7 separate regions of the Mus musculus genome follow, and all the other regions are linked to region 5. A link is a loop called in an ENCODE intact Hi-C map of the cell type or tissue named here. Cell type or tissue: heart. All regions are shown on one strand. Region 1 has its middle 11 kb from the start of Gm39286. Region 2 holds the start of Irf2bp2 (interferon regulatory factor 2 binding protein 2). Region 3 has its middle 19 kb from the start of Gm51605. Region 4 overlaps Gm31718 (a long non-coding RNA gene). Region 5 has its middle 7.0 kb from the start of Gm31603. Region 6 has its middle 62 kb from the start of Gm31603. Region 7 overlaps Gm31718 (a long non-coding RNA gene).

Region 1 (4,000 bases), 150 kb before region 5:
GGCTTATGGCCCAAGCAATGGGAAGGCGACCTCGACTTGCATGAAGATTGGGAAAACAGAGGTAATGAGACAGGCATGAGAACAGGAGCTTGATTTTGGATCTATCTAGCACAATGGGTTTAAAAAAAACCAACTGGACAGCTCACTGAATTTGGTGAGCAAGCCGCTTGGCACAGCCTGGCTGGTACCTAAAGGGGAAGTTGAATCTAGAGATGTTTTGTAGGAAGTCTGTATGCAAATATGGTTCGAACACTTGATACTGGATGAAACAACCAGAGAGAAATGTGGGCAGAAAGGAGTGAAACCAGGATGGGAAGGCAGCCAGATAGGTAGCAGGGTAGCAGTCATTTCTGCAAACAAACCGAAGACACTTTCTCTTTGCACCTACCTGATCTAGTCATAAGGGACATATCTCAAGTCACTAAGCGTTAAGCATCATGGAATGTGTACTACTTAACTTTGTCTGTTAATCCCTCTATAAGACCAAGAGGTAAGCCATCCCATCCCTAACCAGTTTCTCAGAAGACTAAACACAAAAGTTTAGAGAGGGAGGTACCATTTAAGTTTAAGCCATCAGACCCTAGCCCATATTCTTTGTGTGTGTGTGTGTGTAAAACATGGGTACGCATATATGTGTGCATATGTATATGTGTGTATATGTATATGTGTGTATAGGTATATGTGTGCATAAGTATATGTGTGTGCGTATGTATATGTGTGCATATGTGTGCATAGGTATATGTGTGCATATGTATACGAAAGTTCACTTGTCCCTGTCTATGTGTGTGGAATCAAAAGGTCAATGTTCTGTGCCCTCTATTGCTCTCCACATTACTTTTGAGTCAAGATCTCTCCCCGAACATGAAGTGCAATGATTAGCTAGGATGGTTGGCCAATGAGCCTGCCTCTCAGTACAGAGTTTCAAGCCTTTTTGCAGAGGTTACACTGCGTACCCAGCTCTTTGCATGGGCACTCTTGAGATCCAAACCTGGGTCTTCATACTTTCACGGCAAACACTTTAACAACTGAGTCACGCCTCCCAGTCCCCGTTCCTTACCAGGAGGCACATGCATACAGGGAAACCCAGGGAAACCAATCAGTGAAGACACGAATCACAGTGGGCAGGTGGGGGTCTGGTGGAAGCTTTCTCTCCAGTCACCATTCTTACACGTGCCATCTCTTTCCTACTGCAATGTCTGGGATTCCTCTGGGCCTTGGAGAGTCCCAACCTCACCCCAATGGTCCACAACCTCAGCAGACACCACAAGAGAAACCCCCTGGGGCTAACTGGATGGCTTGGTTTGCTGCTCACCCCTTGACTAAGTTCCTTCTCAAGCTACAAAGTTGTGGTTGACCAACTCTTCATGGCTTCCATGGCTTTTACTTTTTATTTATTATTTATTTATTTTTATTTTTTTGGATCCACTGGCTCTAGGGCACAGATATATGGTTCATCAGAAAATAAAATGAAATTTTACACATAGAACATCTCCATTGAAGTTAACCTAATGAAGGAGTTCTTTAATTCCTGCCCCCTCCATTTATTTTTTTTTGTTAATGCTTTTAGAAAATATATTTAAAATCCTCCACCCCCCACAACCACACAAATGCAGTCCTTGCTTCCAAAGTCACAGGTGGGTCAATGTCAAGCTGCTTTGTGGGCCTAATGATATGCTCAAGAGACTGTCCATGAATACCTCTGAACGGATTATTTTTAGAAAGTATTCACCTCTTCTATTTGCAGATCGTATTTTTATTTTATTTCCAATGGCGCCATTTATTCTCTAAGGTCACTGATGAAATAAGAAAGCCTGCACAGGGTAGAGTATTGATACCCAATGAAAATCAGCCTTTGGTCCCCAGCAGGAGGTGCCCTGTAGAACCCTGCTCTCCAGGAGTGAGCACAGCAGGGGGCGCCCTGCTCTCCAGTGTTTCAGAGGGACTCCTTGTTACCCACGTTCACATAATAACGGAAAATATTTATTTGGTGTAACCCAGCAAGCACCCTGTTGCCACACACCTAGTGCCTTTTCAGATCAGAACCCTGTCACAGAGACTGCCTGATTCTTAGCTCCTCTATGGGGTGAATACTCGTTGTTTTGTTGTTTTAATCATTAAGACAACTAAGTGTACATGATGCCATGAGATGCTCATAGTCTAGGAAGATTCCCCAGCCCTGTGTGTGGCAACTGCTGTGTGAAGCATAGGCAGAGAGGTGCGTTCCTAATGGAACTTAAAACTTCAGGTCTCAGCACAGAACTCTCTTGTGTCTCCATGAGAACAGCCTCTGGCTGTAGACACACAGCCACAGGGAAAGAACAGGAACTTTCTCTCAGAAGTTTGAACCAGGAAGCCTTGTGTGCTCAGTGTGCCTTTGATTTCCATCACAATTGCCTCTCAAGGTGCGAGCCAAGTCTCCAGGCAGGTTGTGAGTAGGATTCTAGACACACAAACCTCTTCAGTGTCCCATCCATGTGCTGCAATCGCTGTTGAAGCAATGGCAAGCTGTCACTAAGGCCTGAATGAGGGAGGTCCCTATCTCCCCAGGATAGGCACAATCTGCTCCAAGACTGCTGAGAGAGAAATGTCATCACACACACACACACACACACACACACACACACACACACACACAAACACACACACACACACACACTGTATTCCTTCTGAGACAGGAATGCGCTATGTAGGGCAGGTTGGTCTTGAACTTAAGACCCTTCTGCCTCCACAGTGCTGGGATTCCAGGCATTAGCCACCACACTCGACAGAGAATTAAAAAAAAATAAATAAATAAAATAACACGGAGCTTATTTTTGTTTCTCTCTCCCCCCAACCCCCACCCCAGTACTGCAGAGCGTTAAACTGAATAATTCAGAAAAATGTGAAGTTAACTGGGTAGCACCTTAAACGCGCTCTCTGGCCTTAAATTGTTTCTACATTATTTATGCCCGACTGGACAGCCAGCTGATCGAGCGCCTGATCAGACTTGGGAGCTCCCGCGTGGACTGTGTCCTGAGGATTGCTTCCCAATTGCACTTTGAACATGGTCCAGCATGGGTATGCTCTCTGCTCACACGGACGTCCTTTTGACACGTATGTTTACAGCATCAGCATGAAACATTTGGCTTATTATAGCTACAGCCCTAACCCCCCTCGCCCCCCACCCCCACCCTCACCCCCGGAATGATGGTTTCCAAAAACGGAGTGACATTTGGGCAGCTTTTGTCCGGAGGCTTCTGTAAACTTCACAAATCCCCCTCCTTCCCCCAACCTCCCCCCCTCCCCCAGCACACGCTGGCGACTAAAGCAGCCGCGTGTGACCCTCGGGGCCCCAGGCGCCAGCGCCCCCCCCTCGCCAGACAAGCCTTTGACTTTATTTGGTGCAGCACGCGCAGCTCCAGCCTGCGCGCGCATTCCTGCGGGCGCCAACTCACGCGCGGGACGCTAATTTTAGCGCCGCAGCTGGCGCGGGGCGCCGCCCGTGCAGTGGGGCGGGACGCACGGGACGGAGAGGGGACTGCCTAGTGGGGAAGCGGTCCGTGGATTGGGGCGAGGACCGCGGAGTGGGGCGGGGCGTGGGGGTACAGAGTGGAGCTGAGAGCGCGTGGGACGTGGTGGAGGCTCGTGGAGCAGGAACAGAGTAGGACAGGGTAGGGCGCGCGCGCAGTGGGCACACCGGAGCCTCCACGTGCCTATCTGCGGTCATGTATGAGAGGGAGTGGAAGCCCCCTCCACGAGGCGAGTTCAATTCCATGTGTTCCTCGTGGGCCTGACTCACTTCTTTCTGTAAAAGCGACTGGGGTTGGCTGGACCGGAGGCTTCTTTTTAAAACACTCCTTGCTCCCAAACTGCCACGCAAAGTTAAAAGGGGAAAAGGAAGAGCCCCAGCCTGACCCCGCCCGATGCAACCCGGGCTCCGCGATTGTGCGCAGATGCAACAGGACGCAGCCGCTTTGATGCTCAGCCAAAGCATGGCCCTTGTGTGCGCTGCACAATGCAT
Region 2 (4,000 bases), 140 kb before region 5:
GCCGAGGGTTCGGGCTCTGGCGATTCAGCTCCGGCGGCTCCTCCAGTTTGGAGAACCCGTTGGGCACCAGGATGCCGTTCGCCGGCGCGGACTGCTGCGCGGCCGACTGTGGGAGGCCTGCACCCGCACGCGTGCTGAAGTCGGAGGCCAGGCGCGGGGCACGATCCGGCGCCAGCGGGTAGCGCTCCATAGCCTGAGCGCGCGCGGCCTCGGCGCCCGCGTGGCCCAGCTGCGGCGGCGGCTGCAGCAGTAGGTCCTTGGCCGACAGTGGCGGTGGCTTGGCGGCTGCGGGCTGTGCACCGGTCGGGGAGCGGCCCTCCGGGAAGCAGCCGTGAGCACGCTTCAGCTGGCGGGCCGTCTCGATGACGAACTCCACGCGGTCGGCTCCCTCGTAGTTGACGCAGCCGCGGCACACGGGCTCCGTGAAGTCCCAGATCATGGCCCAGGGCATGCGGGGCAGGTCACACAGATAGCACGACTGGCGCCGAGAGGCGGCCGCCACCGCCACCGCCGCGGCCATGTCCGCACAGCCCGCCGCGCCGCAGGAGGAGCCGGGTGAGGGGACGCCGCCGCCCCCCGTGGATCCCGCGCGCGCGCGCCGGCCGGCCCAAGCCCGCGTCTGCGCGACTAGCGGCGGCGGCGGCCGCAGGCGAGGAGGCGGCGGCGGCAGAGCCCGGGCCGGCGCGGCGCCCGCGCGGCGCCCCCGGGGCACGAGGGGCGGCGGGCGCGCGGCGGGGCGCGCCTGCAGGTCCCCACGGGCGGCGGGGCGGCGCGGCGCGCGCGGGGGCGGCGGCTCGGCCGGGGCCGCGGGCTGGGGCCTCCAGACCGGGGCAAAGACGGGCCGCGAGCGCAGCAGGTCGCGCTGGCGCCCGGGGCGCAGAGCCGCGCGAGGTACGGGGGACGCGGGGCAGCCGCCGGGGCAGCTCAGCCCGAGCGGCGGGGCATGCCGCGCGCGGCGGCGTGCAGCTCGGTCCCGGGCCCCGGCGCGGCCGCTGCACAGCACCCACTGCGCCTCAGCTCCTGCGCCGCCGCTGTTGCTGCTGCTACCGCCGCGGCCGCTCCACTTCTACAGACTTGATTCTTCGACAGCTCTGCACGGCGCCTGCGCGGCCCCCTCCCTCCCTGGCGCGCGCGGCCCCGTGCGCCCGCCCTCCTTCCCTCCCTCCCTCCCTCTGCGCTCTCTCGCGCGCCACCCTGGATTCTTCCGTTTCTCGATCGCGTGCGCGCCGGGACTGAGGCGCAGACCAGTTCACGCGGCCCTAGCGCCGCAGGTGTGCAGCTCGCGTCCCCAAGAGTCCCGTGTCACCCCGCCTACCCAGCCAGGATGCTCCAACCCATGGCCCTGTTCTTTCGATTAAATCGTGCAAACTGTTTTATTTTACATGCAATGCCACTTTATCACTTGGTTACTGGCAGCCTCCTGAGCATGGAATTTGGAGCATAGCGAGGCGCACTTTGGACTTTTCCTTGTTAGCGTCTCACTTGGCTTCAGCTGGGCGCGCGCACGCTATCAACACTCTGCCCTGTTTTGGTCGAGGAAGCAACTACACACTGCCGCTGCCCCTTTAAGTTTTACAAAAACTTAGTGCTCAGGCAGGCCCGGCCTCTTTTGCGCGTGCACTGAAAGGAGGACGCACAGGCCCGAGGCTCCTCAGGCGCCGCCGCCCAGCGTCTTATGTAGGTCTGTGCAGCGAGCGCGTGACGTGGGCAAGGGACGCTGCCACTGCGCAAACTCCACATAAGACGTGCCCAGCGCCGCGGGCCCTGGGGCCGCGCCGAGCTAGTGCACATTCCAGGGATCTGGGCTCTGCAGCGCACCGCGTCACGGCTCAGGACCCGCCCCCGGTCTCTGGCTAGTAGGCCCTGCCCCACCGCCTCCGCGGGGCCGAACTTCGAGTGGCCAACTCTGGGCGCGCGCTGTCCCCTTTGCGCCTAGGGCGTGCGCTGGCGGGTGGACTTGGCTGTCTGTTGTACCATCCGGCTTAGCCCAGTGGGCACAGACGCGCCTGGCAGCATCGCTTCGTTGTTCCCTTCCACGCTGGGCAGTGAGGGCTGCCCAGAGTGGACGGAACACCGAATTGTACACTTTGGTAGGGAGCAGGGACTGGTGTGTGCTGTCAGTGGTCGGTCAGTCAGGCTCTGATTTGAGACCTACTACTCTGAGTAAGAGCCGCTTTTGCTTTTGTGGTGAACAACGCAGGTCCACCTCTCTCCCCAAGATTGGAATGGGCTGGTTAAGTGTGGGAAGAGCAGGGTACTAAGTACATTAGCTTTCCTACAACTGGATTGGAAGGTGGAAAGGGAGGGGGGAAAAATCTGCTGACCTTTTTTTCTCCGGTGGCTGCTATTGAAAAATGCCAGGTTGCTTCAAAGAATAGCCACAAGAGGAAACACGCCCCACAGAGAAGCAGCCCAGAGAGCTGTTTAGAGCACAAGAATAAACCTGTTGGAGGTGGCACAGAAAGCTTAGCGCCAGATGCCAAGGGCGTCCACAGGCTAACCTTGAACGTCTCTCTCGGGGCTTTCCAGAGAAGGTACATCTGTGTCAAGGGCCTCCCCAGCTCCCCTTCCAGTCACAAGCCTGCCTCACCCTCTCCAAGCCTGGAATGGGGCCTACCCGGATCCATTCCCAGAAGCAGCTGGTGCCAGCTGGTTTGGGCACCTGCTCCAGGACCTGTCAGTCTGGTCACTCTCTTCCAAGACCCTGTGTCACTCATCTGAGCACGTGATTTTGACCGTGCAGAACCTGAGTGGAGGAGATGAAGCTGCCCTGACTGCAGAGTCATCTCAGTGCCCTGAGAGATGGCCCACTAGGCAGACACAGAAACATTAAAACAAAGCAGAACCTCCCTTGAAAGCCTGGCCTGATTGTACTCGGTCCACCTGCCAGCAGCCCACAATGCCCTCTCCAGGGAAAGCCGCCACTACAACCCAAAATAGAATTGCCGAGGTACATACAATGTCTGCCTTGAGAAATGCGAAGTGGAGCTTCTCCAAAAGACCGGCATTTCCTTTGTATTTCACACTGGCTTCATGTTGAAACTGAGCTGTTAGAGCTGTGCGCAGGGGGGGCGGGGGGGGGGAGCCTCCCTCCACCCCCTCCAGATGCCTGCCTGCTGGAAAATGGAAAGGCTATTTTAGATCTGGGCTGTCCTTCATAAAAAGCAACCCGGCTCCAGGGGGTTAAGGTAGGTCCTGGATCCAGGGCAGCAAACCCTTATACTGTATCAACAGCCTTTCATGATGCCTGGCCTTTCATGTAACTCCGGAGCCGGTTTTTTTTTTTTTTTTTTTTTTTTTTAATCGATGTATGCTAAGTAAACATAGCTTTGTTTCTGTCTTCCACCCACTACCCTCCCTCCCGCTGCAGACTGGAGCTGGATCCTGTCCAAAGCGGCTGCTGCTGGAGTTACAGCCTGCCTCCTCCACACACAGGAGCGGGGTTTCTAGGGTGAGGCAATGCGTCTGCAATTCGCACAGACAAGGCAGGAATTGTAATTGTAGCTCACCATGTGACGACTTATGAAAGAGGAAGTTGGTATGTTTTAGTCACGTAGACTGCCCTCTTGCTTAAGGCTCCGGGTCCTCCCAGAAGAGAGTGAGGATGAGCTTGGCTGTCCAAGAGTCAAGGTTACAGGATTGGCTGCAGCATCTGTGTGTGCATTCCTTAGTGGACAGGCAGGCAGATGCTGTGGGTTGAGGCTGGCGCTTATTCAGGACACGGGAAACTTGTGATTTGTCTTAAGAACTGAAGGAAATACTCTACAGGGAGGGGGTCTGTGGAGACTAGACGAGCAACAGTTTTCCTGACTTTAATTCCAAAGATCTCTCCTTTTAAATACAAATCTGTGTAGGGGGATGGGAAGGGATTCTAATGCTTAAGTCTGTGGGCCAAAACAGATCTCAGTCTATAACCACAACATTGGACATGAACATCAGATCTGTGACTCTCCTCCCCAGGCCTCACTGCAGCGGAGGTGAGCCCCAGGCATGCAGGAAG
Region 3 (4,000 bases), 220 kb before region 5:
TTTTAAAGGGGGTACAAGGCTGGAGAGATGGGTCCACGGGTTACAAGGACGGGCTACACTTCTGGAGGATCAGAGTTCGAGTCCCAGCACCCACATGGTAGTTTGCAATCATCCATATTCCAGTCTCAGAGTATTGCGCCCCTCTTCTGACCTCTGTGGGCACCAGGCATGAATACGGCACACAGACATACATGCAAACAAAACTTCTATACACATATACATTTTTTAAAAAAGAATTATTTATTTTATGTATGTGAGTACACCATCACTCTCTTCAGACACACCAGAAGAGGGTATCAAATCCCATTACAGATGTTTGTGAGACACCATGTGGTTGCTGGGAATTGAACTCAGGACCTCTGGAAGGATGAGCAGTCAGTGCTCTAAACCGCTGAGCCATCTCTCCAGCCTATATATATATAACGTTTACAAAGGAAAAGAAAGGAATCTCATGTCAGCCTAAATTCTACCTCAACACAGACCAGAGGCAAGCCTGTCACCCACAAAAGGCATCACTATTTCACAAATATCAGCTCTCAATACTGTTTAGCCTATTAGGGAATAAGAAGGAGACTGTTCCCAGCTGAGCCAAATAATGACAGGAGAAAGCAGAGGACATTAGTTGTGAATGCAAAGATAATGATCCTTTTCATTATTGACTAAATGGGCTGAGGCCTCTGAAACCTGCGCTAAAAGATCACTATTCTAAAACATTTTTCTTAGAGACTGCCGATTTCCGGGTTTGTTTGTTTGTTTACAATCAATAAAGGAGAATTGTTAATTGGAAACATTCCCCCCAGACTCGGGTCAGATGTTGATGCGTTGTCTTCCGCAGGGTGTAAAGGGACAGAAAGCCAAGAAACAAACAAACAAACAAAGACTAGCTTTTAAAGCTTACTAGGTTATCCCAGGACAGAGGAACCTGTGCTGTCTTTAAAGGCCAGAAGCTGATATATAATTGGTTCCCTGGCCTTTAGAGGCAGGTAATTAAATCAGCAAGAGAGGGAGGGGCGAACAGTAATGGAGACAAAAGAGCCAGGCTAAAAATACAAGGGAAGGACCAGAGCTGACCGGATACCAGTCCTTGAAGGCACAGTATTGATCATGCCCAGGTTTACAGCACACCCCTCCCACTCTGCTCTGTTTTCCCTCCTCCACCCCTCTCCTCTACCCACCCATTTCCTTTTCTTCTTTCCTTTATTTATTTGTTTGCTTACTTATGTGGGTTTTTGTTTGTTTGTTTGTTTTGTTTTGTTTTTTGAGACAGGGTCTTTCTGCGTAATTCAGGCCTTAAACTCACACCATCCTTTCTACCTCAACCTCCCAGGTGTTGGATTGCAGGTATATGCCACCACTCCTAGGTTAACCCATTCTTTGTTTGTTCTCTGTGTGTGTATGTGTGTGTGTGTGTGTGTGTGTGTGTGTATGCGTGCGTGTGTGTGTGTGTGTGTGTATGCGTGCGTGTGTGTGTGTGCGTGTGTATGCGTGTGTGTGTGTGTGTGTGTGTGTGTGTGTGTGTGTGTGTGTGTGTTGATGTACATGTGAAGGCATATGGAGGTGAGAGTCAACCCCAGGTATTTTTCCTCAAATGCTATTATCTACCTCAAATGCTATGCGTTTTTGAGGCAAGATCTCTCCCTGGCCTGGGTCTCACTACTAGGCTGACTGGCCAGTGAGCCCCAGGAATCTTCTGTCTCTGCTTCCCCTGCTCTGGGATCACTTTTGCTTGCCGCCACACTAGGTTTTTTGCATCATTTCTGGTGTCTGGCTCAGGCCCCTCTACTTGCAGCTAAGCTGTCTCCCCAGCCCTCAGCTCATTTCTTTCAGGTAACTTTTGGGGTTGTGTTGTTTTCCGCCTAGGAGATGTTTAAGGGCAAACCTCTGAATTTACTAGAAAAATTGACATGTGTATACACATTTATTCTGAAAGGATTCCTAGATTTGGTTCGTTTCTCTAACGAGATCCAAGAGGCTCCACCCCAAGGAAGACCGCTGGAACCAAAAAAAAAAAAAAAAAAATCATCATATTAAAAGAAATAAGTCAGACTCAAAAAAATTCAAGGGTGGTGTGTTCCATATGAAAACAAAACAAACACAAACACAAAAAATCAAAGTGAGAATCTGGAAGTAGGAGAACCAGAGTTCAGTGCTGAGCACCTCTGGCAGGTAACTCAAAACCACTGCAACTCCAGCTCCAGGGGATCTGGCGCCCTCTTGTGGTCTCCAGGGGCCCTGTACTCATAAGCACAGACACACTGGTACACATAAAAAAGTAGTTAAAAAAAATTAAAATAAACATGCATTCTAGATCTAGGGCAATCTGAGGGAACACCATGCTTTCTGGGGTCCCAGCTGTAATCCTTGGAATATAGGCCAGCTGTAATCCTTGGAAATCCCTCTCCTGTGGTCTTACCAGGCCCCACATCCAGAAGGGTCTACAACTTCCTAAACAGCGCCCCCAGCTGGAGAACAAGTGTTCAAACACATGCACCTGGATGGTGGGATGGGGATAGAGGGGACCTGCACATTCAAACTGTAATAGTTATCTTGATTCAGGAAGATAAGTGGATGAATCAAGGTTGTCTCAAAAGTCTGGGTTGTTTCCTACCCAGCAACAATGTCTGGATGACGTGGTGCCATAGGGAGCCGAAGGCTTTAAGGCATCAGTCTGAGAGACAAGCTGGCTCTCTTGTTCAAAAGACTTATTTGCTTTTCTTGGAAACAACACAGCCCTAGACTGACATGGCACCTGTTTAGAACTTGTGTGGCCTCTTGTTCCTATATGAGCACTGTTGGGAAGAAGGGAGAGACTGGGGTTAACGTGGCAGAGAGATGTGGGCAGGAGAATCTAAATATCTTTTTTTTTTTTCTTTTTAAGGCTACTTGTTCTTTCTAAGTCAAATAAGGGAAAGACTGAATAAAGAAAACCAGCCAGCGCTCTTTAATTCTTCCAACTTTAAAGTATCTTCATTTTTATAGAGCACATCTGTCAGGTTCTTTTAAGGGCAAAATTATCCTAAGTGGTCTGCTGCATAGGCCTCATATTTTCAGGAATAAACATTGCCTTGACGGATGACCTTCTAACCAGTGAACATGGAGAAGTTCAGGTGCTGTCCTTGGGGAACTCCTCATCCTCCCATCCCTCTCTCCCTCCCTCCTGAGTGATGGGTTACACCAACACGCCCCATTTGGGCAGCTTAGTCTGTGAGAGCTTGTTACTGTTCAACTATTTTAAAATTTTATTTATTTTTATTTTATGTGCCCGGGTGCCTTACCTGCATGTATGTCTGTATAAGGATGTTACATCCTCTGGAACTGGAGTCAAAGACAGTTGTGAGCTGCCATGTGGGTGCTGGGAATCGAACCCAGGTCCTCTGGAAGATCAGCCAGTGCTCTCAACCACTGTGTGATCTCTCAGCCTCTACTTGGCCTACTTTAAAAAGCAACTGTCAGACACGGCAGACCAGCAAAAGGCACTGGCTACTAAGCCCGATGACCTGAGTTCAGGACTCCCAGGGGGTAGAACACTGTCAATTCTCCTGACTTCAGTCTTCCTTCGGTTGCACAACAAAGGCAAAGGAGCTGAAGGAAGGGAAACAGAGAGTGTGTGTCTAATACAAGTCAAGAATGGGGCAGACCATGGCACAAACAGAGACCAGGCCAGAAGTGCTTTCTGGGGCCCTGGCAGCAGCAGCAGCTGCTGCTGCTTCTTCTTCTTCTTCTTCTTCTTCTTCTTCTTCTTCTTCTTCTTCTTCTTCTTCTTCTTCTTCTTCCTCTTGCTCCTCCTCCCCCCCCTCCCCTTCCTCCTCCCCTTCTCTTCAAATGTACACACCTATTAATTGTTTCTGGTGAACTCTAGCTCTGGGAGACAGTTTGGGAAGAGAAGGGGGTTTCATTGTTGCCAGGACACCCAGCTCCACTCTTATACCAGTCTGGTCAAATCACCAGCAATTGCAACTTCTGGTTCTTGAAGGAAAGATGAAGGAGGGCAGAGAGGATG
Region 4 (4,000 bases), 90 kb after region 5:
GAGCAGAGCTCTTTGCTGTGCCCCTCATGGATGACCGGCAGCAGCTCTGGGTGACCAATGAGCTGGGAGATGTGAGAGTGGAGAAAGTGCTTGCCAAACAAGTATGAGGACCCAAGTTCTGATCCCCAGTAGCCACTTAAACTATCAGTAACCCCAGTCCTGGCACGGATAGAGGTGTGAATCCTGCAATCCCGAGGGCCGTCCAGTGTAGCCAATCAGGGAGGAGCTTCAGGTGCAGCAGGAGACCCAAAGATGAGGTGAAGATCTTGAAAATGGCTGGAGACGTGGCCCAGCGGTTAGGAGCACTGACTGCTCTTCCAGAGGTCCTGAGTTCAATTCTCACCAACTACATGGTGACTCACAACCATCTGTAATGGGATCCGATACACTCTTCTGGTGTGTCTGAAGACAGCTACAGTATATTCATATACATAAAATAAATAAGTTTAAAAGAAAATGGCAGTGCTGGAAGGATGGCTCAGTAGTTAAGAGCACTGGCTGCTCTTCCAGAGGTGCTGAGTTCAATTCCCACCAACCACACGGTGGCTCATAACCATCTGTTATGGGATCTGATGTCCTCTTCTGGTGTGTCTAAAGAGAGCAACTGTGTACTCATATACATAAAATAAAACATAAGTAAATAAATTTTTTAAAACGGCCCAATGATATGTGGATCCTGACAACCTGGGTCTAATTCCTGGGCTGCACAGGTAGGAAAGAACTAATTCCTACAGCCAGACTTGCTGGTCATTGAGGCCCCAAGTCCTCCTGCTTTCCTACTCTCACACTGGGATTACAGGTTGCACTCCACCACGCATAACTTCTTATGTGGGTACTGGGGGCCTCCTCTTTACACAGCAAGCACTTTACTCAGGGAAGCCATTGCTCTAGCCCCCACGGCTACCCCCACACCCACCCCTATCCCCACCCCCCTCACCAGCTATGTATTTCCAAGAGCTGTGTGTAGTAGGTTAGGTCAGGCAGATGAGACTCCAGTGAGACAGGACAGCAAGGTCTATTCCCCACAGACTGTGTGCACAGTTCACCTCTACAGCTGGCTCTGGTACTAGCCCAGGCCTTAGCCGCCACAGCTTCCCCTCCCCCCAGGCCCTTTGTTCTTCACTACAGCTGCTCAGCAAATTCCTTGATTTTAAATTATGATCACAGGTTGGAGAGCTACTTAAAATAATCTTGCCAAATGTTCTATCTCTGCATTGATGAATATAATGGAGGAGACATTTCGGGGGGGGGGGGAGGTGAACATTAAGAATTCACTTTGTTCAGGGGAAAGGGAAAAAAAAAAAAACAGTCGCAGCTTTGGCTTACATCTAAGGATTCTCTCCCTCAGGAAGTTGATTGTGTGCTGACCTTCAGTGAGCCAGTGAACCCTGTGCCAGCAAAGGTGGGCGAGGGAGCTGTTGGTGCGTAGGGCCTGCTGCAGATGCAGGGAGCAAAGGTCGGGGGTGTGTTGGGTTTGTTTAAGCATGAGTCAGAGGAGGAGGGGGGTCGATCCCCGCGGTCTCCGATTTCCAATTTCCTGTGCAAGCCGCTGAACACACAGTGCCCCTTCCCAGCTGGTTTTTTAGGCTGCTGCTCTGTGGAACAAAGGCAGATACTGTATGAGGCCACACACATAAATAACCCAGTCAGACCACTGCTTCCTTTTTCCAAGGGAGACATCTGTGGAATCCGGAATCTGGAAGAAACCAAACTCTAAGAGAGGCAGGGGGGAAAAGCCCACCACTGTCTGGCATGTTGGTCATCTGAGGCCCTAGGTGTTCCCAGCCCACTTGCTTTTTTTTTTCCTTAGGCCTGGGCCCTTGGCCAGCCCCAGCAGGCCTTTGGTCAGGGGCTAGCTATTCCTTCAGGACAGCCCTGCAGCTCAGGCTGGAGCCTAGAGGACACAAGGGACTTCTCCTGAGTCAGAACAAGGTTCCTTTCTCACTCCGTGTTCTCCTTGAGCAAGGCTGACCCTGTAAAGGACCTCCCTCCCATATTCCTGGGGTTTCCTCAAGGCTTGGGGCCAGAGAAGTATATGAGAAAGATAAACCTCAAGAGAGGATGTTTCTACACCTAAATAACTCCCTGGGAACAAGGAAGCACTTGATTGAGTGGGCCTCAGGGTTAGGCCAGCCTCTAGCAGGAACCAGGAATCAAAAGGGGACACGTGTCTACTTGTTGCCTTAGAGAGACTTTGTACCAGGGAGCCTTCTATAGCACACAGGAAAGCCCCACTCTGAGAAAGGCATTGTCTGTAAAGGGTCTCTCTGCCTGTCTGCCATGGTGCACTTCAAGGCTTCTCACAGATGACTTGTCTGTGTTGTTCTGAATAACATAAAGCTGGTCTATTGAGTCTGGGGGGTGGGACTCTGTGCACCCCTTAAAATAACAGATGAAAAGACCCCCTGTTACCTCCTCAGTAGGTTTCACCCAGAAACTCCAGGGCCTTTGAGGTTTAGGGGCAGCAGACTCTAGGGCTAAATGAATCCACAACCCTTCTCCTTTGCTTCGAAAGCAGAAAGAGTCCCCGGCCCTTGTTGGAGCCTCAGTTTTTCTCATCTGTTCAATGGACAAAGGTCTGTTCACCTCACTAGTTGATTTCAAGGATGAGACAAACCTGTCCCCATAGATAAGCACCAGTCTTCAGGAGAATGGCTCCTGAAGAGGCAGAAGAAGACAGGATGGGGGTGTTTGGAAGGGGAAGGCATCTTTCTATGCAGGGGTCTGTGAGTCCTGGTTTACAGGGCTGTCTGCTGCAGGTCTGCTAACCTATTTCCCTCTGAAGAGGACCTGATCCAGGCCCCAAGGTAGGCTCCACTTGAGAGCCCACTCCCCTCTCTCTTCCTCTTTCTCACAGGACTTTTTGACCCCAAGATCCCTTGAGTACCTGTCTCCTCTAGTGCAAAAACAACTTGGTCTCTGTGCCTTTACCCCCATTTATCCAAGTGCCCTGAGAGGGGCAGAAAGGCCAGCTGCCCAGACGGGGAGATTTTATCACGAACATTGTTTGGAATTACTAGTGCTTGACAGTTTAAAGTGTAAAATGCAGCCTGGCCTTGAGCCCAGATTATTACTGCCTTCTAAACTCTGGGGGACAACGCGTTTCTCATCTGAAGCTCCTAAGGCAGACCCACCATGCCACTTCTGTGGCCTTACTAGGTAACCCTCTCCCTCTCTTCTTATGCCTTAGGCACAGGAGGTGAGTGGCCCTGCTCATACCTCCATGACTCACCCTTACTGTGCAACAAGGGCCCTCCGGCCTCTTTATTCTCAGTTTGTTCTGTTTTTGCTGATGACTGAATTTAATGCGGAAGTGCTGTCAGCAGAAGAGAAAGGAAACCTTAACCCAGCACCCCCTCCCCAGGAACCAGTTCCAAGTTGCTTCCCCGTGAGGTGTGAATGTTCTCCAAGTTAAGCCAGGTAGTACAGACCTGCCACCCTAGCTACTTCAGAAGAGCCGAGGTAGGAGGATAACTCTCCCCCTTACTCCATTTTACAAGATAAAGAGTCTCAGATTTTTTAAAATAAATAGATAAATAAATAGCAAAAGGGGCCAGGGATATCGGTTAATGATAGAGCACATTCTACCTGGCATGTGCCGGGTCCTGGGTTTAATCAGTCTTCAGTAACACATGCAGACACACATACACACTCACACACACACACCCTCATACATATATATATCACACACAAACATGCACATATCCATACACACAAATACGTGCATACACACAACCACAAACATACACTCAGACATACATACACAGAGACACATATATACTACTCATACACACACACATATACTCATAATATATACCACACACAAGCATGCACACATACACATACAAACACATACATACATACACCACATATATTTACATACACACAGACATACACATACAAACACACACACACCGCACATTCACAAACACACATACTCTCACATACAAACATACATTTTATATATATATATATGTATATATATATATATATACATATA
Region 5 (4,000 bases):
AGGTGAGTCTATCCTTTGACCTTGGAGTTCTGGGGACCAAAGTCAGCTCATTGGCCTTGACAGCAAATGGCTTTACTCCCTAGCCATCTCAACACCCCACCTCACCCCATCCCACCCCTGATTGTTTTTAAGTAGTACCAAGCAGGCGCTCCCTACAGCAACCAAAATATCCTGACTCAGGTTAATAATTTATTGCCTCCCACAGTGGAAACATAAATAAGACCAGCTTCTAGTCCTATTTGGGTTTGCTCTGGCCTGTGGGTCATTCACCCATGTGTGGTGAGCGTACATGTAGTCCTGTATGCTCCACTCTGGATACTGCCCTCGACAACAGACTATCCTGGTGACAGCCAAGTGGACAAAACCTTTTGTGGTTGTGTGGATGAGGATGCTTCCTATATGGGGGCACTAACCCTGGGCTCTGAAGAGCAGCCAGAAGCCACGGAGAAAGCAGGGAGGGAGCATGCCCAGTGGGAAGAGAAGCCTATAGCTGCCAGCAAGCAGGGAGACCTGGGGGATGGGGTGGGGTGGGGTTAGAACCAGCCCTCAGCAGGCCACATGCCTGGAAGAAACCACACTACTGTGGAGACAGTTGTCAGGCAGTGCTGTCCGACTGAAATATGACACCCATCACATAGATGGCATTTTCTAGTAGCCATGTTTATAAAGGTCAAAACGCACAGGTGCAATTTATTTTTAGATCATATTTTACTGGAACACACTTCCTCTGGAATATTATTGCTTGAACAGGTGAGACCGCTCACTTTTTTTTTTTTCTAAAGGAACTCTTCGAAATCCACCCTGCGGCTGGCACAGTTGTCCAGCTCCATTTGGTGCGGCTGTGATTCAACTGCTCTGAGTCACGTGGGCTCGAGGCTGCCACGTCTGGCTGCACAAGCCCATATGTGGTTGTACGTCATGAATAGTAACCTCTCCTCCAGCTCAGGGTCCAAAAGAGAGGTCAGGCCAACGGGAAGGGAAGGGGCTAAAGATCCACAAAGGAGGTAAAGCCTCCCACCTCCTCCAAGAGAGAGCAGATTGGGCAACCCGGCTCTCTAACCAGGGCAGGACAGGAGATGGAGACAGCGGTCCCCTTCCCCCACAGTCCCAAGGGTGTCAGTGTGAATAGTGTAACCAAGAAACAGAGCCCTGAGGAACATTTGCTAAATTCTGCCAAGTGCCTGGACACCAGATCACAAGGCTGACCCAGAAAAGAGCAATTGTACCTGCAGGGGAGGCAGGGCAGGCGAGGCCACCCCGGGTCAGCAGGCGCCTCCCACACTGCCAGGGAGGCGTGCCGGTGGTGGCCTAATGTGGAAATGTTTGAATGTGGGGCAGCGAGGCACTTGGGCTGGCTGGAGTCAGCCAGGGTGACAGGAACCAGTCATGCTGGGGCGGGACGATGGAGAAAGCTTGCCAAGACCCCGACAACATCTTTCCTAATAAGTCTGGCAGGCTCCAGGCCTTGGTCCCCCTCTGAACGACCTCTCCCTTCCACTCCGGTCTTCTCCAAGGAGGAAGGAGAGCGAGCCAAACAGAGCAGGAATTTGGACCCAGGCCTGGCTTTCCCCTCACGGGGCTCTGCAGCTACTCCAGTGCAGAGTGGATGAAGGCCTTTTCCCACAATGCTCCTCTGGACACTTGACTGCGCTGGCCACACTCCATCTGCAACCTGGGCACAACCTGGGCTCAACTGTTGCAGCCCCGTGCCAGGAGAGACCCTTATGGAAACACCCCTCCTCTCTCCCCTCCTCTTCCTCCTTCAGCTCCCTGGGCAGAAGCCTCCACCTCATTTTAGGAGGCCCCTCCCTGCAGTGGGAGCCTGGAGCCACCCTGCTGGCTGTGGATCCTGGCTGCTGGGCCTGCTTGCTCAGGAGAGGTTTGCTAAGTCGGATGTCCCAGCCCCACTCAAAGGACAGGCACAATGACAACATGTGTGTTTGGGTCGGGACACTTTGAACTATGATTCCCAGAAAGAACAGCTTGTACAGCCACTCCGAGTCTCCCAGCAACAAAGAATGTACCGTAGATTAGGCCTGGCTTGCAAAACATTTTTTTTTTTAAAGAGGCACAGCCCAGTCCTTTTATAGGGTCCTGGAACAACGGTGGCTGAGTTAAAAAGCACAGAACAGCAGCGTCACCCACTGTCAATACTTCGTGACCTCCCTCGGCTCATCAGTTCTCCTAAGGTTGGCTTTTTCCCCGAGTCTCTAGACCCGGGTGTTGGTGAAGGTCAGCTGCAAATGGATGAGACCTTTAGGAGGAGGTGACCAAGAATAATTTGCTCAAAGTCTGTAGATGATTAATTAATGTGCTTCTGTTAAGCATAGTTAATCTTTACTCGGAACAGTCGCTGATAAGGGAGAGCTTGGGGGAAAAATGAGTACGTTAACCATTAATCCTGGGAAACACCATAAAAATTAGGATGGAAAACCGTGGATCTGGGAGAGGAATTAGGAGGCTAGAGGGGTCAGCCAGAGGAACCTGACCATGCAAGGAGGTGCACAGAAAGCTGGATGGGAGACCTTAAAGTTCATGCATGCTCAGAGCTGGGGACATGCATTTGTGTTTATATGCTCGTGTGTGTGTGTGTGTGTGTGTGTGTGTGTGTGTGTGTGTGTGTGTATGTGTGTATGTGTGTATGTTTGTGTATATGTGTGTGTACATGTGTGTGTGTGTGTGTGTGTGTGCATGTGTGTATATGTGCATTGTGGTATATGTGTGTATATATGTGTATGTGCATTGTGTATATGTGTATGTGCATTGTGTATATTTGTGTGCATGTGTGTATATGTGTATGTGTGGTGTATGTGTTGATGTTGTTGATGACTGTGTTTGTTTTCCTTTCTTTCTCTTAGTTCCATTACATTGTATAAAAACACTGTGAAAAACAGCATCGCAAGCATGGCACATTGCAAGAAAACCTGATTTTAGTGGCCCTTTTCATTCTAATTTCCCACAGCTAAGACCAGGACTCATTCATTCCCTTGTAGGTATTATTCTCTGGTTCCTCTGGAGAGCAGGGGGAGCCCAGGCTAGAGGAAGCCACTACTAGCAGATGACACCTTGGGGCCACTCCGCTGTATCTGTACACACCCTGTCTCCTGCCAGGCTCCAGAGCTACCCCTCCTTCAGGTTCTCATTTCTGTCCTAGAGAAATTTCTCAGCACCCAACAGCTTCCTGCAGCAAGTCCAAGAGTCAGGACCAACACTCCTGCCTGTCATAGACAGCCCCCAGACTCCACCAGGGTGTTTCTCTGCTAGCATGGTTGCCACAGAGTCTCTGCAGGTCAGAGACAAACCCTTACTGAAACCATTACACATATGGGGCACATTCTGTGTGCAAAACAATGTGAAGAGCTTCCTGGTCATGGAGGCTGGGTCCCATTCCTGGGGGTCTTTGGGGAAGAGGAAGAAGCTTGTGATAGGCACTTGAAATGTAACAGAAACAAGGAATTTCAAAACCAAGAGAACTACTGCACCCCTGAATGGCTGAGGTGGTTCACAGCAAAGCTCTGTGGTATCAGAAACTGGCTCTGAGGTCAGATTTGGGCTTTGCCAGGGTCTAAGTCATCCAAGGTGACCTTGAACTCACTCTATAGCCCAGGTGCATCTTGAAGTTTCAGACCTCCTGCCTCAACCTCCTAGGTAGCTAGGGAGGGCACCATCAGGCCCAGATGCAACAACTGTCTTGTTGCAGCTTAGGAAGCAGGCTGGAGATGGAGAACTGAGACAGGAGCACATTGACAAGATCCCGATGTGAGAAATCAAAAGCCTGAGACAGGAGAGTGTCCACGGGGAAGGAGAATGAGAACAGACAGAGGCCACCATAAGCTCAAAATCTTGCTTGTGGTGACCCAATGGCAGAAGATACTGCCAAGCAGAAGAGGGTAGATCTCTAGGGGGACTGTTAGTGATGCCCCAAAGGGCTCTAGGCTGCCAACTGCAACTCTCCAGTATTCTAGAAATGAGATTCCTGGAGGTGAGACATACAGTGGCC
Region 6 (4,000 bases), 69 kb before region 5:
CACGACAAGGGAAGCATTCATGAGTCTGCGTGTGTGAGTGTGTCGCAAACAGCCTTTGACCGGCCTTGGGGCCCCTTTAAACCTGAAAAAGAGCCAAGTTCATCTCTCTGTGGAGCTGCTTAAGGAAGCTTTGAGATGGGGCAGTTGGAACATCTCTGCAAGGGCTGATTACAGCCTACTAAGGAAAATGAGATTTTTATCTCACAGGAATTCAGTTATAAAAATAAAATACAGCGTCTGGCTTGATTCAGCTAAATGCACAAGTGCCTGGGTGTTTTTAATTTAGTAGGAAAAAAAAAAAAGCCCCGGACAAGAGGAATGACCTAAAACACTACATTTAAAGGAAAAAAAGGGAGGGAGGGAAGAGGGAGGCTACAGGAAGTGTGTGTGTGTGTGTGTGTGTGTGTGTGTGTGTGTGTGTGTGTAGGGGGAGAGAGAGAGAGGAAGAGGGAAAGGGAGAGAGAGCCATGGAGGACTGGGGTGGAGGGGCGGGACAGAAAGAAGCCACCCTGCTGGCACTTGAATGCAGAGGGTGATGTCACCGGAGCAGTTGGAGCGAAGGGGAGAAAAACAACTTGAAGCAGTGCTAATCCCCGTTTGCTGCCCTGAAGGGAATGGACGGTGGCCAAGGCAGGGAGTTATGGGAAACCATATAAGGGTGCCAAGCAAGCTTTGCCGCCAACATTAGGAACTGACAGCTTTGTTCTCTGTCACTTGGCTGCCAGCCAGAGGCCTCATTTCAGCTCAGCGGCAGCGTGACTACCCTGGCGGGCTGCCAGCCCTGTGCTCAGAGCTTTTTCCTCCCAGGGCTTAGCTTTTTTTCCCTCCTCCGTCCCTTTGCCAAACATGCAGCGGTTACTATGGCAGTGAGAAGGAAAGTTAAACACACACACACACACACACACACACACACACACACACACACCAAAGTAGAGGCACGCCTTTATCCAGATGTGCAGCCGGGAGCAGAGAGAAAAGGCAGTTAACCTACCCAGTGGGGCCTGCAGGAAGGGGGAAGACACCTCGCTGTGAGAGGTGGCCGGCTGCTGCTGCTGCTGTCACTAGAGACAGACAGGCCTCCCTGTGCACCTTGTGGGAGGGAGTGGGGCTGACTTCCAGACCTTGTTTCTCTGTTCTCCATCTCTTCCTGAGGCATGGTGGAGTGCGTAACACCAAATGGGGAAGACTGTCATGCTTTCCACTGGCCCTGTGTCTGTGGTTCTGAGAAAGCTGCAGGGAGCCAGGCCCATGGAGCATGAAAGAGGAGACAGGAGGGCAGGAGGAGGGGTCTGCGTACCCTCTGGACACCAACGCAAACTTAGCACCATGGCTTCCCCTGCCAACACTGGGAGGGTTGTGCTTAGTGCTGTGACTCAACCTAGTGGAGATCAGACCTCCAACCCTGGTAGTTCAGGGTACGCCGGAGCTGAGTAGCCTTTGTCAGGACCGAGGGCCTGCAAGGGCCAGTGTGTTCTTGTTCCCACATGGAACGGCAGCCAGGAGGGACTCTGAAGAAAGAGTACATTGCAATGTTTTTAATTAGGAGCATTTTTCACCTGCTTAGAAAGTGGAACATCTCCTGGGAGATGACAGGTCTCGACCAGAGGCAAGCCTCCAGGCACATGGTTGGCCGTGGGTTTCTAAGGCAGAGGTTGCTTAGAAGTAGAGATCTGGATGCCAGGCTTTCAGACCCTCGGGGTTTTAGCAAAGTTCCCAGAAAGGCCTCTTCGGAATCTAGAAAGTTCTGCCAGGCTGACTCCTGGCCCCACCGCTGGTGACTTAGGAAGGGTGACTTAAGAAGGGGTCGAAGTGTTTGGTGTAACCCTGCAAACCTCTCTGTAAAAACACAGTGGCTGCCACCCTCGGCGGGGCCCTGTGGCACTGAGAACGGCCTCCATAGTCTCTCTCCAGCTGCATCTTGGCAGGGAGCGAAGTAGAGCTGCCAGGAGGGACATGGCCCAAGGTCAGGAGGGAAAAGTTGGCAAGCAGGAAAGTATCCCAGAAGTCCCTGGGCCTGTTCCATGCTGCTTTTATTCCAGGCCTAGTCTGTACTTCTTAGGAGGCATGCCAAGCCAAAATGGGTTGTTCGCTGTGTTCAGCCAAATAGGGGTCCGGTAGGGAAGAGGTGGTGATAGGCTCCTCTGGGAGTATTATGAGCACAGCACGTACCATGGCCACCCCCCTCCACTACTGGAGGGGGGGGGTTGTTACCCTATTTTCATCGCTATCTTTCCCTAGCCTGCATGCCTACTGACTGTCATTCTTTCTAAGGGCCAAGGCCACAGGAGGCCAAGCTAGGAGACACACTCTGTGCATCAGTCCCTATGCCAAGGGGACCTGACAGGCTTGGTCCCCAGAGCATGGCAGAGTCTGCCACCACAGGGAGGGTAGTGGAATGTGGAAATCTGAATGAAATACACTTTGTTTCAACTGGGGCAGACAGAGTAAAGGACAACTCGGCACCAAGCAGCACAGATGCTAGGATAAGCTTAGATGGGAGGGAACAGAGCTCTGAGCTGGTCGCCATTCCAAGCAGAAAGATCCCAGATTGACAACACAGACAGCCTCCCAGGGGAACCTCTTTGCTTTAGGAACGACGCCAGCTCCCGGCTGGTCCAGGCACATCCAAGTGTATCCTGGGCTGACTCTTTGAGGGAAAGACTCCTCTGGTTATTTCTAGAAAGATCACTTGAGTCCGTCAGCATCTTGCACGGCACATTTAGAAGCCTTTGCCGCAACCTGTCTGAGCCTGTGGAGCTCTGTAGCCTCCCATTTGCCTTCCCAGCGTTTCCCTGGGAAGGACCTGAGAATACACTCCAGGGCTGGATGTCTGAGCTTGTTCTTTGGTTGTCTCTAGGAGAGGCTCTGATGTCGTGGGCCTCCCCATGTTCTCTCCAGCAGAACCATGGATGGAGAAGGGCCAGAGGCAGGAGGAGGAAGAGAGTGTGTCACGGGGGAAGCCTTGGCCAGGCTCTCCCCTGGCCCCCTGCCCCACACAGCAAGGCTGCACAAGTACACATTCTGTACCCCAGGGCTGCTCGCTCTTTCTTTCTTTCTTTCTTTCTTTCTTTCTTTCTTTCTTTCTTTCTTTCTTTCTTTCTTTCTTTCAAATCAGCAGAACTCCACTCTTACACTTTCTGTTTTTAATGATTGATTTATTTATATGAGTATACTATAGCTGTCCTCAGACACACCAGAAGAGGCCACTGGATCCCGTTATAGATGGTTGTGAGCCACCATGTGGTTGCTGGGAATTGAACTCAGGACCTCTGGAAGAACAGTCAGTGCTCTTAACCGCCGAGCCATCTCTCCAGCCTCCCCATCCCACCCCCTTACACTTTAAGGTTGGTTTCCTGTTAGGTTTGTCAGGCAGACAGATGGGATGGTCCTGAGGGATTTGCCTTTCCTGAGAAGCTAAGAGAAAAAGCAAAGCCAGATCTGACCCTGTGAAGAGGGCCAGAGGTCAAGCGTCTGTCCAGTCCCAGAGATTTGATCAGAGGGAGAACTGTGCAGACGGGTGATTTGATGGGGTTTTCCTGTCAACTTTCGTCCCTGACACTGAGGCTGCACCTCTCATTAAAAGGCCCAGCTGAATTCCTTGCTTAACTTGCGTAGGAAAAGTCCTTCCACACAGGACATGAAGCCTGCCTCACCAAGCCATGTTCTGACATTTTGCCTCTGCTATTATCGTAGAGGTGCTTTGTGACCCCCAGTAGACAGCCATTACAATTCTTATCTCAGAGGGTGGCCTTTCAATGTGAGGAGAAGACGAAGATCTAAAGGGGACGGGACATTCCAGGGAACGCCACCATAACAGAGCATTTTTCCAGACAGCTGCCCATAACTGCATAGCACAGCCTGTCTTCTTTATTATCTGAAGTTTACACTGAGGGGAGGCTCCAGAGAGCCCCGGTAGGCATCTCATAGAAGAGCTGTCCATGAGCCAGACCCTGGGCGGGAAGAGTTGAGAGGGAAAGAGGGGAGAGGTAGAAGCTGTTTG
Region 7 (4,000 bases), 69 kb after region 5:
TCTGGCCAGATGTGACAATGGGCCTACTAGATGCTTTTCTGAAGCCTCTCAGGCTCCTATGGTGTTCCCACCTAGCCTCACCCTATCCAGTCAAAATTGTAAGTCACATCCACACGGAAGAGAGGAAGGACAACGTCCCTTATACATCACAACAGATTAGACACGCGCATGCCCTTTGCTATTCTTGCGACATCTCTGAGATATACTTTTTTTTTTTTTTCAAAAAAAGAAATTAAAGAAGGCAGCAAATGTGTCTCAGTTGTTCGAGGGGTTGGCTAGCACACACAAAGCTCTGACTTTGATCTCCTCACTTTATAAACCTGAAGCAAGACATTCTCAGCACCGGGGAGTAAAGTCAGAGGCATCAGCAGTCCAAGGCCCCTCTAGGCTGCACAAGACACTGTCTCAAGAAAGATACAGGGGAGAAAAGGAAAAGCAAAAGAGTTTGGAAGAAGAAGGCGAGGCGGTGCAGCTTGGGGTGGTGTGGACTCCTGTGGGCCCTCAAGAAGGTGAATCACTGTAGGGAAGTGGCCAGGGTTGGTTATCCCCAAAGTGGGGGGCAGGGGGGTGGGGACAGAGCCCTATAGGTTCCTCAGACTGAGGTGACAAGCAGCTTGATGATCTGGCCTCTTGTCTACAGAGCAGTCACTTCCCCCACGAAAAACCCCAGTGCCTTCCAGGAACCGCACAGAACGTTCGTTCCTACTTCCCTTTGCCACAAACATTCTGCAGCCCCTGCTTATCTGATTGGATCCACAGGTTCATTTGCAGGCAAATGGGATCCCATTTATGGTGACTTGGCCTTTCCTGCTCTAGACTGGTTAACCCTGGCTTTAACCTGCAGCAACGAGATCCTAGGTGAAGACCTGGAGCAGGGGAAAGCCCAGGCTCCTTGCTTCTGTATGCAACCCTAAAAATGGGTACAAGAAGCCTAAAGGACCAGCGAGCAATCGGGATATTCAGTGTGGCCTTGAGGGAAGGGCTTTTTGGCCCCAGAGACTTCACTCCTCCCCCCATTTTAATATTTATTGAATTGACAATACTAGCTGTATATATGAATGAGACATAACATGTTGCCATACCTGTATACATGGTGTAAAAATTACACCAGGGCAATTGGCCTACATATCACATAAAACATTTATCATTTCTGTGTACAAGAACCCTTGAAAACCTTCCCCTTTCTAAGCTACAATGTATCTCCTTTCTAAGCTACAATGTATCTCCTTTCTAAGCTACAATGTATCTCCTTTCTAAGCTACAATGTATCTCCTTTATAAAACAATGTATCTCCTGATGCATTGTTTTCAACCATAGTGACTGTAGCATGCTACAAAACATTAGAAGTGACTTCTCCCACCTGTTCCCTAGCCTGGTTAACTACCCTCTCCTTCCCCCAGCCCATAATAACAACCATTCTCCTCTCTGTTTCCTTGACACCAACTCGTCAATGGCCACGTGGGAAAGTGTGTGGTATTCCTGACCCTTTCATCTTTTAGACCTGATGGATAACATGCTGTTCTACTAAGAAAGCTACAGCAATACCTCTGAAGCTAGGTAGCTTGAACAACACGTTGAGGAACACGTATCATCTGAGATTAGAAGTCCAGGAGCACACTCTTGGCCGATGCTATTCCTTGCAAAGGCCTCTCTGTGGCTTCCAGAGGAGCACCTGCTCATTGTGTCCCTGTTGGGTGAGGATCCTGTGTGTGCTGGAGGTGGCTCCTGTCCTAGGAGCCCTGTACTGACACCCAAGGACCCTGAGGGCCTGGCCCAGGCTCCCCACCCTCTTGTGTGAATGCCATTCAGGTTTTTGTTCATTGTTGCCTGCCGGACAACCGGGAGTGTTTTCTTTGGAAAGCCCAGCGATCCTGCATGCTGCCCTTCCTCTGTCCCGAACAAGTGTTGTTTAATGGGCGGCCGAGATTGTTTTGGAGATAGGCGTCTTTTCGAAAGAGGAGGAGGCTGTGTGCCTTGGTTACTTTGGCCACCTTCCTTTGTTTTTTTTCTGGAAACTCCTCCTCCCCATGTGTGAAGACCGTAGGTGTCAGGGACCTGAAAAACAAACACTCATTCAGCATGCAAGAACCAGGCCCTGAGAAGCCCTGCAAGGCCTCACATCAGGGTCCTGAGGAGGCCCTGAGAGGGAGAGGGGAAGGCAGCAGAGCCTGGGAAAGTCACACCCTACAGTGTGAACTGAGTTTGCTGACTGTTTTGGGGACCTGCAGACAGGGGCCTGTGAATTCCAAACACAGTACACAGGCCTTTGGCTTTCCCTCAGGCCCCTTCCTTCCTGTCCCTCAGCCTGACCCTCCCCTCCTGGCAGGCCCTTCCTGTTTCGGGGAAGTTCAGCTTGTGGTGGAAGAATGGCCATTGTTCCTCCCTCCTCCTGGTCCCCTGCTCACATCCGGTCCCTGGTCTCTAAGTTCCCCTTCAGAACAGCCCAGACTTTCCTTCTCAAGAAACCTGTGAGACGAGGGCATTTCCTCCCTGGCTACCCCGGTTCCCACCCTCTGTTTCCAGTAGCCTTCAGGCCTGCCAGACCATCAGGCTCCCTGCTTTTCTGTGACCCGAGGCCCACACCTGTGACTTAACAGCTCAGTGTCTCTTTCCTCACATTCTACCTGTCCCAAGACATATTTACCCTAGGACCTCATGTGAAAAGGCAAAGGGCGAGTTCTGTCACCCATGCCCTCACCCTTTCAGGCAGGCATCAATCACCCGGTTGACAGGTGGCAAGTGCCTCATCTGCAGGCTGGCAGCTCTCTACCATGACATCATGGCCAAGTGAGCTCTGGGGCCTTTCCTACTGGGTGCCTTCTCTGTCTGCTACTTGATTCCCACTGCTCTTGTCTGGGAGAAACCTTTCTTTTGTCTCCTTACACTAGGGACAGACCCAGGTTCCCCCATCCTACTGCATGATGAATTCTTGGTCCTCTCCATATTTGCTGCTCAGCCTTCACCCTACTTTCTATGACTGACCATGCACACACAGCTCACAAAGAGCCAGGGTCCTCTCCAGTGTGTTCAGAGCTACTGTCATCCCGGGAGATACCGCTGACCCCCTCCCCATTCCTCAGTGTATTCAGAAATAGTCCCCTGAGCAGCTCATTTAGGAGACATTCACCCATGGATTTGTGTGAGCCCCTTTACATGTTGGGGCCTAGTTAACACCATCAACCCAAGGCAGGATGACCTTGGAAGAGCAAAGAGACAAGGCAGGAGTCATAGTGGGTATTCTGAAACTGTCCCCTTTAACCTCTAGAGACAAGATGTATCTGTGGCAGATTAGTGACTCCCCTCTGCTATTAAGGTACACATATATGTCACCTCTGCACCCACAGAGGCCAAGATGGGTCCCTGAGGTCTACATTCAGCCTTATTCCCCGTCCTGTGGATGCTGAAATAATCTAAGATAACACAAATCAAGGATTATAGCAGACTCTGCTACACCATTAAACTTCACTAATACACACACACACACACACACAGAGAGAGAGAGAGAGAGAGAGAGAGAGAGAGAGAGAGAGAGAGAGAGAGAGAGAGAGAGAGCAACTTTCCCTCTGGCCAAGATCTAACCAAATCATTATCTCTTCAGGCTGCAGTGAAGATTAAGTCAAAAGCCCTGTTGACTGTACATGCAGTAGCTGGCAGGTGCTCACAGGGAGCAGCCTGGCTGATCCTCGTCATTTGTCCTCCATGTCATGACAGTCCACACCAACGTGAGGGCTAAACACAGTCACTCTAAAGTTCCAAAGTGTCCCATGGCTATTATTAGGCTGTGACAGGCAGCAGAGCCAGGAGAAGTGACCTGGCTCAGAGGACCACAACCTCTGAACGAATGTCATCATCTCCCCAAGTTCCTGAATCCATTGCCACTAGGTTGGGACATTCTCTTCAAGGGCCAGCTCCAAAGCTGGGTTGTAGGAAGTTGTGCAATCGGTGAGGTTCGCTGGCAAGGGATGACTTTCATCTTTTACACATTGACCCTCATGTTCCT

The links. Hi-C counts contacts between places; a loop is a spot of excess contacts. Peaks named below come from ENCODE experiments on the same cell type or tissue, not always from the same donor. Only the 100,000 strongest peaks of a DNase experiment are listed, where the experiment ranks them.
Region 1: a loop joins it to region 5, with 10 times the contacts of the local background. A loop is called at or near these places in 16 of 42 quality-filtered maps.
Region 2: it touches region 5 in a loop (10-fold over the local background); 16 of 42 quality-filtered maps call a loop at or near these places.
Region 3: it touches region 5 in a loop (2.8-fold over the local background); 7 of 42 quality-filtered maps call a loop at or near these places.
Region 4: it touches region 5 in a loop (9-fold over the local background); 6 of 42 quality-filtered maps call a loop at or near these places.
Region 6: a loop joins it to region 5, with 7 times the contacts of the local background. A loop is called at or near these places in 14 of 42 quality-filtered maps.
Region 7: it touches region 5 in a loop (10-fold over the local background); 7 of 42 quality-filtered maps call a loop at or near these places.

Annotation. Positions count from the first base shown.
Region 1 is chr8:126,580,786-126,584,785 of GRCm38, forward strand. No RefSeq gene overlaps it. Among named protein-coding and RNA genes, the nearest start is that of Gm39286, 11 kb to the left of the region's middle. In heart, a CTCF peak has its summit at 1,890 (motif pointing right); DNase peaks (open chromatin) are centred at 1,916, 3,026, 3,516, 3,936 and 2 weaker places; H3K4me3 peaks cover 1,239 bases; H3K27ac peaks cover 2,235 bases.
Region 2 is chr8:126,592,917-126,596,916 of GRCm38, forward strand. It overlaps Irf2bp2 (interferon regulatory factor 2 binding protein 2), which reads right to left and starts at 1,070. Exons shown (of 2, transcript NM_001164598.2): 1 at 1-1,070. The coding sequence starts at 520. Gm31546 (a long non-coding RNA gene) reads right to left here and starts at 3,252. Exons shown (of 2, transcript XR_388210.1): 1 at 2,959-3,252; 2 at 1,349-2,746. In heart, a CTCF peak has its summit at 1,661; DNase peaks (open chromatin) are centred at 1,145, 1,755, 2,615, 3,405 and 1 weaker place; H3K4me3 peaks cover 4,000 bases; H3K27ac peaks cover 4,000 bases.
Region 3 is chr8:126,517,549-126,521,548 of GRCm38, forward strand. No RefSeq gene overlaps it. Among named protein-coding and RNA genes, the nearest start is that of Gm51605, 19 kb to the left of the region's middle. In heart, a CTCF peak has its summit at 2,238 (motif pointing left); no DNase peak of the experiment used is centred here; H3K27ac peaks cover 701 bases.
Region 4 is chr8:126,825,011-126,829,010 of GRCm38, forward strand. It overlaps Gm31718 (a long non-coding RNA gene), which reads right to left. Exons shown (of 8, transcript XR_879375.3): 5 at 1,327-1,595. Among named protein-coding and RNA genes, the nearest start is that of A630001O12Rik, 22 kb to the right of the region's middle. RefSeq lists an enhancer at 523-3,559. In heart, no CTCF peak of the experiment used is centred here; DNase peaks (open chromatin) are centred at 1,071, 1,541, 2,111 and 3,271; H3K4me3 peaks cover 607 bases; H3K27ac peaks cover 3,479 bases.
Region 5 is chr8:126,734,716-126,738,715 of GRCm38, forward strand. No RefSeq gene overlaps it. Among named protein-coding and RNA genes, the nearest start is that of Gm31603, 7.0 kb to the left of the region's middle. In heart, CTCF peaks have their summits at 1,254 and 2,137; DNase peaks (open chromatin) are centred at 426, 1,366 and 2,006; H3K27ac peaks cover 3,390 bases.
Region 6 is chr8:126,665,927-126,669,926 of GRCm38, forward strand. No RefSeq gene overlaps it. Among named protein-coding and RNA genes, the nearest start is that of Gm31603, 62 kb to the right of the region's middle. RefSeq lists an enhancer at 1-1,830. In heart, no CTCF peak of the experiment used is centred here; DNase peaks (open chromatin) are centred at 695, 2,055, 2,555, 2,915 and 1 weaker place; H3K4me3 peaks cover 1,433 bases; H3K27ac peaks cover 3,772 bases.
Region 7 is chr8:126,803,659-126,807,658 of GRCm38, forward strand. It overlaps Gm31718 (a long non-coding RNA gene), which reads right to left. Exons shown (of 8, transcript XR_879375.3): 8 at 1,049-2,055. Among named protein-coding and RNA genes, the nearest start is that of A630001O12Rik, 43 kb to the right of the region's middle. In heart, no CTCF peak of the experiment used is centred here; DNase peaks (open chromatin) are centred at 683, 1,923, 2,333, 3,913 and 1 weaker place; H3K27ac peaks cover 3,100 bases.